Regions from separate parts of the Homo sapiens genome. Here all the other regions are linked to region 1. Evidence: chromatin contacts called from ENCODE Hi-C or POLR2A ChIA-PET data. All regions are on one chromosome and are shown on one strand. Each heading gives the region's core, a stretch centred on a gene start or an enhancer-like site at or near the end of the contact. The rest is flanking DNA. Distances are from core to core; before and after follow the strand shown. Region 1 holds the start of LINC01359 (long intergenic non-protein coding RNA 1359). Region 2 has its middle 55 kb from the start of DNAJC6-AS1. Region 3 overlaps RAVER2 (ribonucleoprotein, PTB binding 2).

Region 1 (4,241 bases), core at 994-3,493:
TGGAAACACCACAGACAACACGTAAAAGAATTTTTAGTCATAATCCCTACTTATAGTCTTGATTCCTTTGATCTTCACATCTACTTGTTTTGCAATTTTGGTTCCTAAATCAGACATTTGGTATAGTTGGTCAGCCTAGAAACGTCAAAGACAAAAGCTGTCTAGCTATTTGCAAGATTGTCATTGAAGTCCCTTGTGTTTGCACAGATTGCATCTGTCTATTCTGAAAGATGAGCAACAAATCCAGTCAAAGCCTGAGTGAAATAACTGACAATCTTAGATCAACCCTGATGGTCACTCACGAGTCCAGCAGTTTCTATGCAGAGCACCAAACACCTTACTTACAAAAGTAAGGTTAGTGGGAGCTTGGTATTTTCCATATCATCTTGGAGAAGCACTGTTTTGCTTATTCTGTTTTTCCTCCTCCTCCTCTTCCTCCTTTTCTTCACATATTTTGTGTGAATAAGAAAGTACTATTGGCTAGGCAGGTTGGCTTATTCCTGTAATCCCAGCACTTTGGGAGGCTGAGGCGGGTGGATCACCTGAGGTCAGGAATTTGAAACCAGCCTGGCCAACATGGTGAAACCCCGTCTCTACTAAAATACAAAAATTAGCCAGGCATGGTGGTGCACACTTGTAATCCCAGCTACTCGGGAGGCTGAGGCAGGAGAGTCAGTTGATCCCAGGAGGCAGAGGTTGCCATGAGCTGAGATCGCGCCGCTGCACTCCAGCCTGGGCGACAGAGCGAGAATACGTCTCAAAAAACAAAACAAAACAAAAAAGTGTTATTTATAGGAATAAGAACTAAAATGCCTTGTTAATATATTGTTTTGGCATTGCCAAATTTAGCCTATTTGAGTGCATGGATTGCATTTGGGGATTGCTGTTTTCTTTTTTGTTTTGTATGTTTGCTTTAGATGCGTAGACAGAGGGAGTGGAGTAAGGCTTTACAGAGATTACTACAGAAGGCATTTTTTTTTTTCATAAAGAGGGGAAAACGCACCCATCTCATAACAAGAATTTGGAGTCAAAACGAGACAGATTCCATTCCTGCCTTCCACATTAATTAGCTAGGTGACTTTGGGCAAATCACTTAACCTCTAGGTTTTCTCATCAGCAGAATGAAAGCGTTGGCCTATAGACACCCATTTAAATCCCTCCTCCAAATACTCATTCGTTCGATATTTTCTCAGTGTCTACTAAGCACAATCATTGTTAATAAACACTATGATTCTTGGAGAGCTCCAAATCGTGTCTCTGCTTTTAAGCATCATTCCCCTTCCTCCTTTAAAACCAGCGCCTGACTTCTCCCCCAAACAAATCGAAACACTTTTACCGTCTGAAAATGTACATGGGAAAAGAAACGCGTTTCATTGCAGTCACCCGGCGCCAACCTAGACCTGGCGGGCCAGCGAGCTCGTGAGATTTTCTTTCTTTCTAAAGGACAATCTCCACATTTTAAAGGGCAACCCAGTTACCCGAAGAAATACAACTTAAAGGGCGCCTGGAGCCAGGCCGGGACACCCACCCACGCTTTTCTAGGCTGAGGAAACCTGGGAAACTTTTGGGCTCCCGCCGAGTCACGCGGCTGTTCCACGGTAAGAATTGTGCAATGGGGCGAGTCAGGCGGGCGTCCTAGTAGGGAAGAAGCGGGGGAGGCTGCTGCGGTGCCAATGCTTTTCTTAAAAAAAAAAAAAAAAAAAAAGCTAGGTTGTCTCACGCCGTGCGAGGCGCGACGGCGCGGCCGGACAGCCCGGTTCCCGCTGGCCCCAAGCCCGGGCCAAGAAAGCATCGCTTCCCCGCCGGGACCTGGAAGGAGCAGCGCGTGCGTGCGTCCCCTCCCGGGGGCAGAGACTGCCCGCCCGCCACAGCGCTTTCCTGGGACTCTGCGAGGGGCCGGGGTGCGAGCGGGAACTGCGGCAGGCGCAGACTGGCCACATCGATCGTGGCGGGGAAGTCCGGGCTCGCGCTTTCGGTAAGAGCGCCCGGGCTTCCAACTGCGCGGTGCCCCCGCCTCCGCCGCCGCCGGCCAGGCTCGCACTTTCGGATGGTGACGCATCCAGCTGGCTCCGCGGAAGCCTGCGCTGAAACCTGGAGCCCTCCGGGGTGGCCTACTCCTCAGCGCTGCGTTACTGAGCGCTCCCTGGGTGCAGGCTTGGTGATCCAAGTTTGGTCACAGTCATCACTTATGTCACTATCCTTGTGATGTACATACTATAATTAGCGTCACTTAGAAGTGAGGAAACAGGCTCCAAAAGCTTGTTACTTGCTTGTAGTCAAACAGAAGGCAGAGCTGCGAATCAAATCCAGGTTTGTCTCGACATGCCACTAGCTCATACTTCCCTTGGATCAGCCACTAAATGGCTTTCACTCCAGTGAGCAGCGACCAGGTAACACATAGGACGGGTGCGTGGCGGTACCGAGCCCACTGCCCAGGGGCAGCGGGGGCGCTTGCTTCTGGCTGGGGCTCACTCATTTGCCCAAATGGGCTGTAAAATATATACATACACACCCATATATGTGCATATATACACATACGTATATACACACAAACATACGTATATACGTGTGTGTGTTTGTGTATACATACATATTGGACAGCATACCGCAGACTCTGAGCCTCAGTTTTCAATCTTGTATTGGGATCAGGGCACCTATTGTAAGGAGTAGTTGGAAGATGAAATAAGATAGTTTTAACATAGATGCCAGCATCTCGGGGACGCCTGATATATGCCATTTTGCTCTTTTTGCAGCACTCCTGGGGACATCAGGGCACTCACGCTCCTTAACACTGGACAGGAGACCTGCGCAGTCATTCTAGGTCAACACCCTCTCTGACAGACTAGGAATTTAATCCACTCAACGGGAAAATCACTTACCTGCATCACCATCTAGTTACTGACAGACACCAAGCTAGGGTTCCTGCTACCCCTCAAACACACATACCACACACTCACACTCAAACACTTGCTGCCCCTCAAACACACATACCACACGCACACACACTTGCTGCCTTTCAGGCACACATACCCCCCCCCCCACACACACACTTTCTACCTCTCAAACACACATACAACACACACATTTGCTGCCTCTCAAACACACATATCACGCACACAAACACACTTGCTACCTCTTAGACATACAACACACACACTACCACACACACACGCACACATGCACCCCCTCTTTTCCTCCTGGAAGATTCAGACCAGCTCTGGGGCCTGAACGTGACTTCCTCCGAGCGTTGGCAGTGGCGTGGGTGGGGACCTCCGGGAAGGCGAGCAGAGGAAATCAGTCACTGCACTCGCCGCCAGCCAGCGCACAGGGAGAGGGGGACCCAGCCCAGAGGTCCCGCCCCCAGCTCCGCAGGAGGCCTCTGCTGGCGGAGGCTGGGCCCCTTTTGGTAACAAGGGGAATCACTGCAGCCCAGTGAAAGATAAACGCGTGGGTCGGGCTGTGGAATGTCCAAAATTATGAAGATTAAGGAAACAGGCTTTAGGATTCACTTGAAAAGTGAAATCGGCGAATGAAAGTTTTCTAACATGATGAGATCTTGGAAATTGTCCACTCCATTTTTGGGAGGGGTTTAATAATCACTGCCCAACTAGAGCAGCTGTTTTTCCCCTTCCAACGCCCCATTTTGTGAATTGATGCTGAAATAACTGGCCAGGTCTTTCCTTTGGGCACCCTGGAATGTTGGGAATATGAATGGCCTCTTAGTAGAGTTGGAGCTCCAAAGGAAAGGACCCTTTAGAAACAAAAACTTCCATGGCGCCACCGCACTCCAGCCTGGGCCACAGAGTGAGACCCCATCTCAAAAACAAAACAAAACAAAAATCCAACCGCCCCCCCACCAAAAAAAAAACCCTCCTTTTTAAAAATCACAAAAATAATTATTATTCATTGCAGAAAAATCAGATTTTTTCCAGAATCAGAAAATAAATGGAAATCCCACCACCCAGAAAACCACTGTTAACAATCTGATGTATAGCATTATATGTAATCACATCGAACACAATGCTTTGTCACCTTTTTCCTTTGAATCAAATATCATGGAAAAATATTTTCCATACGTGTTTTTAAATCACTACTTCGTATTCCATTGTACATTTATTTAACCAAAGCCCTATTGAATAACTTAAAAATTGTGTCCGGAAGTATTGCTATTTAAACAGGACTGGAGTGTGCAGCTTTGTAGTTATTTTTTTTTTTTTTAAGAGATGGGGTCTCTCTCACCC
Region 2 (4,241 bases), core at 905-3,404, 250 kb before region 1:
CTCAGCCTCCCAGGTAGCTGGAACTACAGGTGTATGCCACCACGCCCAGCTAATTTTTGTATTTTTAGTAGAGACGGGGTTTCACCACCTTGGCCAGGCTGGGCTCGAACTCCTGACCTTAAGTGATCCGTCCGCCTGGCCTCCCAAAGTGCTGGGATTACAGGGGTGAGCCACTGCGCCCGGCCTCAGCAATAGTTCTTGATGACAGTATGGAAAGAATTTTGTTGGTGCACTGACTTTTAAAAAGTAGGAACACATACTTAAAAGCCGGCAAGATGACAATGACAAGCTGCAGAGTCTCCCTAACAACCACCAATAGAAAAGCTTGTTTCCAATGCAATAAATAAATATTTGAAAGATAATTATTGCTGGTCATTTTCAAATTTATTTTTATAATGCTTAATAGGTGCTAACACTTTATAACTACTAACTCGTTTAATTCATTAATTTATTTAATCCTCAAAACACCGGGGGTGGGTGAGGGGGACTATATCGATGGCAGGGTCCTGGTGCAATCTGGCTCTGCCCTGCATCCGGTCGGCCATTTTAGAAATAAGGCATGTCAACCCCCCAGAGGAAGGATCCTCAGATGATGGAAACAGACAAAAAGGACAAGACAAGACACATTCATAAGCAGTATCTACACAGTACCAAGCCCTGCACTTAGCCTCGTGGGGGATGCAAAGATGAAATGGATGAGAATGTGGAATCTTTAATACCAGATGAACAGTGACAAACGCTCTACAGGTGACGAAATGCTAAAGGAGGGGTTACAGGTGGCAGGAACCACAGAGATTTCAGCGAGGAGACTGCATTTGTGCTAGTCTTGGCAGGAGGGTAGGAATCCGGCAGGCTGAGATGCGAGCATGGACACTGCAGACAGAGAAAAGCCGGGAGCCCCCAGATCAGGTCACTTCCCTGCTTAGCACACTTCAGTGTTTTCCCAGCTCACGTAGAATAAAATCCGAACTCCTCTTCATGTTCTGCCCAGACCTCGATCCAGGCCCTGCATCCCTCTCTTTCCCCTTGCTCAATTCAGGCACTCTGGGAACCTTTCCACTTGCTATTCTCTATTACTCGGCTTCACGCTAGAGTAACTCCTAGTCAGTCCTCGGGTCTCCGCTGACTTGCAATGCCTCGGAGAGGCCTTCCCAGTCCGCCTGCCATGGAAGCTCGGGGACCTGCCTTTTTTCCTCTGTCAGCAGACTGATTCCCTCTAAGCGCACATAGCAATGTGTACCGGGCTTTCTCTGTTTTGCGTGTGTAATGTCTGTCTTCCTCTCTAGAAGTAGTTCCAAGATCCGGGCTTTGCCCATCGTGTTCTCCGGCCAAGGCAGATGGAGGGGCTCGATAAAAATTGTGGAATGAATGAATGGAGTGAGTCAGTGATTGGCTGTGAGTTGAGGCCCTGGCGAGGACAGGACTGAGTGTGCTTGGAAATAGTTTATCGTGGCGAGAGCTTCGAAATCACCGCAGGCAGGTAGAGAGGAGGTGGGTACAGGGCGGGAGGACCTTGAAGGGAGCCTCGGGTTCTGATTCATTCCCCCAGTAGGCACTGCATTGCAGGCGCCAGGCCAGGTGCTGGGGGCCGGGGACAAGCTAACCTCAGTGAGGCTGTGTCGCCGCGCCACCGTGGCTTCCCTGTGTCCAGAGCCAAAGCAACGAGCAGGGGCTAGAGGAAAGGAGACTGTGCCGACATCAGCCCCTGCGCTTCCCCAGCGGTCCCGGTACCCGCGACCGAGGGTCGGGTTCGGGCGTCGCCTAGGCATCCAGGCTCCCAGGGCCGGGAACGCGACCCGAGAGACCGCCGGGGACGGCCCCGCCGCCGCTGCGCCCCTGCCTCAGGGTAACAGGTCCCGACCGGCCGCGCCCACACTCACCCTGCGCCGCCTGGCGAGCTGAGCGTGGCCTCCACAGCCGCCGGGTCGCCTTCCACGGCCGCCGCAAGGAAAACAGCTTCCGGCTCTTCTGGCCTCCCTTCTCAGTGGCGCCCATCGGTGCGCCGCGCCCTCCCCCGCCGCGGTCGCCCGAGCCGAGCGCCACCGCTCGCCGCCGCCGCCGCGCGTCTGCCAGGTGCCGGGCCGCTGCTGGGAGATGCGCGCCGGGGGCGGAGCTTGGGGCCGGGAGCCGTGGCTGGCGCCGACAGGGGAGGCTGCCCGGCTCCGCCCACACGGCGGCGCCTGGCGCCCGAGGCGTGCGGGTGCGCGCGGGCCCGCGCCGCTCACTCGGGGGGCACCGTTAGCACCCTTTATTAACACAGGAGTCCTAGGGGGCTCTCACCCGTTTTATCTCCCTGTTACAAACCATACACTCCACACTCCGAGAGGGTAAGGCATCTGCCCACAATCACACAGCGCTAAAGAAATTCCAGAGCCCTAGACTCTGACGATGTTTACTCACACCGTGCTACCGCCTCAAAATGAAACATCACGTTAGAACGTGGTTTTAGTTCTGACAGATATTCCTGTTTTCCTAATACAAGAGATTACTAGTCACCCACATGATTTTTTAAGAACTTGTTCTATGTCCAGTTACTTTTACACACATTTCATGAAACCTCATTGCAACCCCGTGGTGTGGGAGGCGTTTCCCATTTTCCAGATGAGGAAACTGAGATGGCAGAAGTGAGGCTCCCTCACCCCATCCCCATGCCATCACTGGTCTCTGTTGAGATTTTGCTTGGAATTGGGAGAGACTGAGAGGAAGATCAAAACCAATGCCCTTGAACACGACCTGGCTGCAATAATAATAGCTAATATTTATAGAATGCTTTTTATGTGGCAGATTTTACATACATCATCTTATTTAACCCCTCCAGTAATACTCGTGGGGCAGAAACAATCTCCAAACTCAACAGATAGGGAAACCGAGCGTCAGAGAGTACAGGTTAGATATCTAAAACCTCAGTAAAAAGGTTTTATGTTAGGTCAAATTATGAAATTGCCATTTTTGTAGGCCCAAATAATATCAGACAAGAGCTTCTATCGGTGACCAAAATTAAAATCACCAGTGGAGATCGGACACGGTGTCTCACGCCTGTAGTCCCAGCACTTCAGGCGGCTGAGGCAGTCGGATCACTTGAGCCCAGGAGTTCAAGAGCAGCCTGCACAACAAAGCAAAAACCCGTCTCTACCAAAAATGCATACACACACACACACACACACACACACACACACAGACACAAATTAGCCAGGCATGGTGGCACACACCTTCAGTCCCAGCTACTCAGGAGGCTGAGGTGGGAGAATCACCTGTGCCCAGCGAGTTAGAGGCCGCAGTGAGCCGAGAAGGTGCCACTGCACTCCAGCCTGGCTGACAGAGTCACGTTATCTAAAAAAAAAAAAAAAAAAAAAAAAAAAAAAATCACCAGTGGAGACAGGTGAAAATCGAATGCCTGCAGATGTGATATGCTGAGAAAGACACATCATCTATGGAGTATTCTGGCCAAACATGCACAGCATGAAGCTAATCATGGGGAAACATCAGATAAACCCAAAATGAGGAATCCACTATTAAAAGGAGCAGGGAAGTGCTGTATTCTTCAAAAGTATCAATGTCATAAAATAAGAAGAAAAGCTATGGAGATATTCTAGATTCAAGGTGACTGGGCTGGATGCAGTGGCTCACACCTGTAATCCCAGCACTTTGGAAGGCCGAGGCAGATGAATCACCTGAGGTCAGGAGTTCCAGACCCAACATGGCGAAACCCCGTCTCTACTAAAAATACAAAAATTAGCTGGGCATGGTGGCGTGCACCTGTAATCCCAGCTACTCGGGAGGCTGAGGCAGGAGAATCACTTGGACCTGGGAGGCGGAGGTTACAGTGAGCCAAGATTGCGCCATTGCACTCCAGCCTGGGAGACAGACCAAGACTCCATCTCAAAAAAAAAAAAAAAAAAAGGTGACAGAAGAGACATTGCAGCTAAATACAATACCACCTGACTCTAGACTGGACACTGTTTTGTAGTTTTTTGTTTTTGTTTTTTAAGGCTCTAAAGCACATTACTGAGTTAATTTTACAAAAATGTGTATATATATATATATATATGTAGCAGATTAGAGAAAAATGTTTATCAATAAAAAACTTGCTGACATTAATAACTACACTGCGATTATGTAAGAAAATATCCCTATTTTAAGAAAACACACACTGAAGCCCCACACGGTGGCTTCGCCTGTAATCCCAGCACTTTTGGAGGCTGAGGTGGGCAGGTGGCTTGAGCTCAGGAGTTCAAGACCAG
Region 3 (4,241 bases), core at 1,185-3,684, 180 kb after region 1:
GGTGACGAGGGGTTCAGCCCTAGAGAAGGGCTGCTGCACCAAACAGCTTGCTCACCTCTTAGGTGGAGCCTCTGCCCCAAAAACCCTTCCTCCCAGTCTCCAGCCTCTTGGTTATTCTCTCCAGCTGCCTTCTTCATTAGGGCCCCTTCGCTGGTAGGTGATCTTTCTGAATGTTGGACCCCAGCCACTAACACCATCAGACCTTACTTCAGGTATAAAGAACTCTTTTTAGCAGCTTTCCTCCTCTTAGAAGTCATCAGTCCATTCTACAAGTGAGATTTTCCAAAGACTGGGGGAGGGAAGCAGACTGCTCACTCTGGGATCTGGGATGCTCCTGCTCTTCTCACCCACCTTCCCCAATTCTTCTTGCCATGTAGTTATCTATTCTTTCATGTCTTGGCATGCAGCAAAGCAACAGCCTGGGTTTCTGTCTTTCTATACCATCTTCACTGTCAGAAGCCAGATAGGAAATTTATTACATTCTTTTATTCAAAGGGCTTCCCAATGGTGCTAACACCATTCACAGTGAGAACCAACTGAGACCTATGAAATCAGCAAAAAACTTCACTGAGCAGCACAGGAAAATATTAGAACAGGAAATGAAAGTGGGTGTCACTCATCTTACAATAAAGACAAAGCCTGCAAACATTACGTTGAGTAAAATAAGACATTCAAAAAGAGACAGACATGGTATGATTACACCAATGTGAGATATAAAAGTTAGTCCCAGTTATAAAAACAGAAAGTCAAATGATGTTCTCTTCAGGAGCTGAGGAGAAGAGGGGGAAAAGTGCAGTTTATTAATTATCAGATTTTACTTTTGTAAAATGAAAATCTAGAGATCTGTTGCAAAATAATGTAAATATACTGAACATTACTAAACTATACACTTAAATATTTAATAGTAATTTTATGTTTTTATCACAATTAAAAATTTAAACCTTAAAAAAAAAAAAGAAAACGGGTTTCACTGTAGCCCATGTGATACTGGGAGAAAGGTAATTCTTCTGATACGCCCTATCAAAGATATCTAACTTCTAGTGTAAGGACTGGTGAATGGGGAATGATGATTTAAAATTTTGAAAGAAAGCTCAGTGCTCTGGGAGAAATAAATTCCTACATAAGAACCACAACCACAACCACAACAAAACACAAAAGAGGGAAAGAATATAAAGTTAGCAAATATTTTTCCTTCTATTTTGTATTTGTAGGATCTAGACATCCATTCCTTCATAAGTGGTCTATTGCGGGCACTGGGCTTGTGTGCTATGAGGTTTACCTGGATGAATGAAACTTGGACTATGCCCTCCCACAGCTCATATCCTAGGAGGGGAAGGAAGAGGAATGCAAAACATAATTCTAAAAGGGGACTGTCACTTTGACAAAAGAGAAATAGAAGTGAAGTGCTAAAGCTTTTTCCAGACAAGGAAAATGGGCGGGGGGTGGGGGGGGTGGGTTTGAAAGGTACAGGCACTGGTTTCATGGATAAGATAGCATCTGAGTTAGGATTTGGAGATGAGGTCAGATATGGACATGAGGAGATAGGTGGTGACCCTTCCAGGAGAAAGGCAGGGCCTGTGCAAAGGCAGATGGCAAAAAAGCCAGGCCTGTGATGGTAGCAGCTGGCAGGCAGAAGAGGGCAGTGGCAAATGAGGTTGAAAAATGAAGCTGGCCTCAGTCATGGAGGGCTGGAACGCCAGGCTAAGGACTGTAAACAGGACCATACCCTTGATCTTGGAATATGGCAAGATTAATAAGCAGCTCTGTAAAAAGTATGGCAATGAAGGAGACAGGCATTATTAAGTCTCACCAGGAGGCTATTGAACTTGTCCCTATTAGATACTTGCATGTGAGCAAACACACAGATTATATGTGATTTAAGACTTGATTTAAAATGTAGCATGAAACTTACAGATGAGACAGAACAAAGTGGTATATTTAGAAAATCTGAAAACAATTTTGATGAGCATTTATGCTTTGAATACCAAACAAAAGGAAGACCTTTAGAGAAGCTATAATATTCTAGTTTTACATGTCTAATATTCAGGTGGAAATCAAACACAATAGTCATTTTAGAGGACTTCATCTTTAGCAGGGTCTTTTTTAGGGTTGGCTGAAACCACTCTATGAATAGTTTGCACCCAGTGGTTCCATTCTGTACTTTGGAACTACAATCCAAGTCTAATACTTCCTTATCAGAATGGGCATAACTTCAACGGAGGCCCCTCACCCTCATGCCCCTGGGCAATCCTACTATATCCCCACCCTACCCTGCCCACTGATCTCCACTCCCCTAAGTGACTATTGCAAGCCTTCTCTTTTCTCGAAGCTCCAACAGTACACCCTCATCTTCACTCTCAGCTGATGCTTTGCTTTCTATTTCACCAAGAAAACAAAATCGAAAGAGAAATCTTAAGACGCACAGTGACTAACCCCTGGTGTCTTTACTTACCCTCACTTCCTTGGTGATCTCATCCAATTTCATGCAATTCACAATTATAGCGATTTACAGGAATGCGATGGTTCTCAAATATGTACCTCTAGAGGCCCATAACTCTCCCCTCACCTCCAGACTTGTATAATGAACACCAATAAAGGAACATCTTCACTTAGGGATCTTATGTCTAAAACGTACCCATAAAACTTGCTCCACCCACACAGTCTTACCCATCTCAATCAATAACAAATTCATTTTTCTAGGCCAAAACTCTTGGGGACTTGGCTCCTCTCTTACCCTCGTATACCCCACTGACTCCAGCTTCCAAAAATGTCTCCAGTCCAGCCACATGTCACTGCCTCTGTTGCTTCCAGGCTTGTCCAAGTCAGCATTTTTACTTGGATTGTACCACAGCAGCTCCCTAACTGACCCTGCTATGTTCTACATTCATTATTTAACACAGCAGCTAGGCATGTTAAACTATAAATACAGTCAATTATCCCTCTACTCAAAGCATCCCAGTGGCTTTCTATCTTAGAGTAAAAGCCAAAGTCCTTACAAGGGCCTAAAAGGTCCTAAATTGTCTGTGCCCTCTGCCTCCCCGACCCCACTGTGACATCATCTCCTATTCTCCACTTTGCTCCCTCTTCTTCTGCCCTAAAGGTTGCTTGCTGTTCCTTTAACAGACCAAGCATGTTTCTGCCTCAGTACCTTTGCACTTGCTGTTCCCTGTCCCTGGAATGTACTTTACATAGATATTCATGTGGCATACTCCCTAAAGTTCTGGTCTTTGCCCAAGAATCAGTTTTACTATGAACCCTTCCTTGACCACGTATTTAAACTCCAAGACTTCCCAGACACTCTTTAGCCTCCATCTTATTTTCTCTGCAGCGATCACTATTCCTTTTACTAATTTTTTCCCCTAAATGTAAGTTCCATTCTTATAAGGATTTTGATGTTTTGTTCATTGCCATATCCCTAGTGCCTAGAACAGTCCTGTCATATAGTAGACATTCAGTATATACTGGTTGAATGAGTAAATGAATACCTTTCAAAAAATATTTTCTAAGCATCCATTCCCAGCTCCTTCAGCAAATAGTCATGGGCCATGGTCTCTGACACTCTGACATGGAAAAACTGAACACCGTAATCTACTAGAGCCTACCAAAGCAAAGGTTAATGTGCTTCTCGCTTTGGGCACCTGCCCTCTCGTTAGAATTTCAAATTAGTTGGCTCTTTTAAATGTTGCTCACCAATCCAATCTTTTGCACACATCTACTATGAAACCCATTCTCTATGCAGTCGCTATTTTATTCTTGGATTTTAAAAAGTTAATTTTCTTTTATTAAAGCAAATCTTTTTATTTTCATGTAAATGTAGACTTTCTTTTATCCCATTGATTTCCAAGTGAATGTAGAAACAGAATGTCACAATATCATTTGTTGACTGCCAGTTTTTAATACAATGTATCTTAAGCTCAATTTTTAAGCTCATGTCAATAATTGAACTGGTGGCTAGTTTTCAAAGCCATCGTAAGAATTGGGGAAAGGGGAATCTTGACTATCCCTCAGAAGATTCCTTTGGGATATGTTAATGTCAACAGTGAATTCCATTAGGCTCATCTGCTATCAGTCCAATTAAAGATATTTATTATTGTTGTTCTTCTGAAAAGAATATAAGCATCTAGCAGGTAGCCCTTTAAATACAAAATGAAATTTGTTTTCAGAAAATTCTGCCTCAAGGACTCCTCAGTCTCACCCTTACCTTCAGCCCCACTTCACCTTTTCTAAGTCTTGTCTCTTCA

Evidence for each region. A loop is a pair of places that touch in the nucleus more often than their neighbours do. ChIA-PET counts read pairs that join two places held with the same protein, here RNA polymerase II (POLR2A). Pooled maps may share reads with other maps.
Region 2: a loop to region 1 is called in a pooled map, with 4 times the contacts of the local background. The contact joins the enhancer-like site here to the promoter of LINC01359 in region 1. A Hi-C loop is called at or near these places in 4 of 50 pooled maps. POLR2A ChIA-PET finds 5 or more read pairs at or near these places in 4 of 52 experiments (Caco-2, HEK293T, PC-9 and 1 more).
Region 3: a loop to region 1 is called in a pooled map, with 4 times the contacts of the local background. The contact joins the enhancer-like site here to the promoter of LINC01359 in region 1. A Hi-C loop is called at or near these places in 6 of 50 pooled maps. POLR2A ChIA-PET finds 5 or more read pairs at or near these places in 2 of 52 experiments (activated CD4-positive, alpha-beta memory T cell and activated naive CD4-positive, alpha-beta T cell).

Annotation. Positions count from the first base shown.
Region 1 is chr1:65,000,478-65,004,718 of GRCh38, reverse strand. It overlaps LINC01359 (long intergenic non-protein coding RNA 1359), which reads left to right and starts at 2,243. Exons shown (of 7, transcript NR_119383.1): 1 at 2,243-2,390. It also overlaps a transcript of JAK1 not described here. RefSeq lists a silencer at 1,878-2,017 and an enhancer at 2,148-2,227.
Region 2 is chr1:65,252,289-65,256,529 of GRCh38, reverse strand. No RefSeq gene overlaps it. Among named protein-coding and RNA genes, the nearest start is that of DNAJC6-AS1, 55 kb to the left of the region's middle. RefSeq lists silencers at 1,781-1,850, 1,941-2,440. Within about 2 kb of position 2,154, at least 14 of the 41 ENCODE cell types and tissues checked have a DNase peak (open chromatin) inside an H3K27ac peak, as active enhancers do.
Region 3 is chr1:64,825,369-64,829,609 of GRCh38, reverse strand. All of the region lies in intron 11 of RAVER2 (ribonucleoprotein, PTB binding 2), which reads right to left. Among named protein-coding and RNA genes, the nearest start is that of RAVER2, 82 kb to the right of the region's middle. RefSeq lists an enhancer at 2,300-2,479. Within about 2 kb of position 2,434, at least 5 of the 41 ENCODE cell types and tissues checked have a DNase peak (open chromatin) inside an H3K27ac peak, as active enhancers do.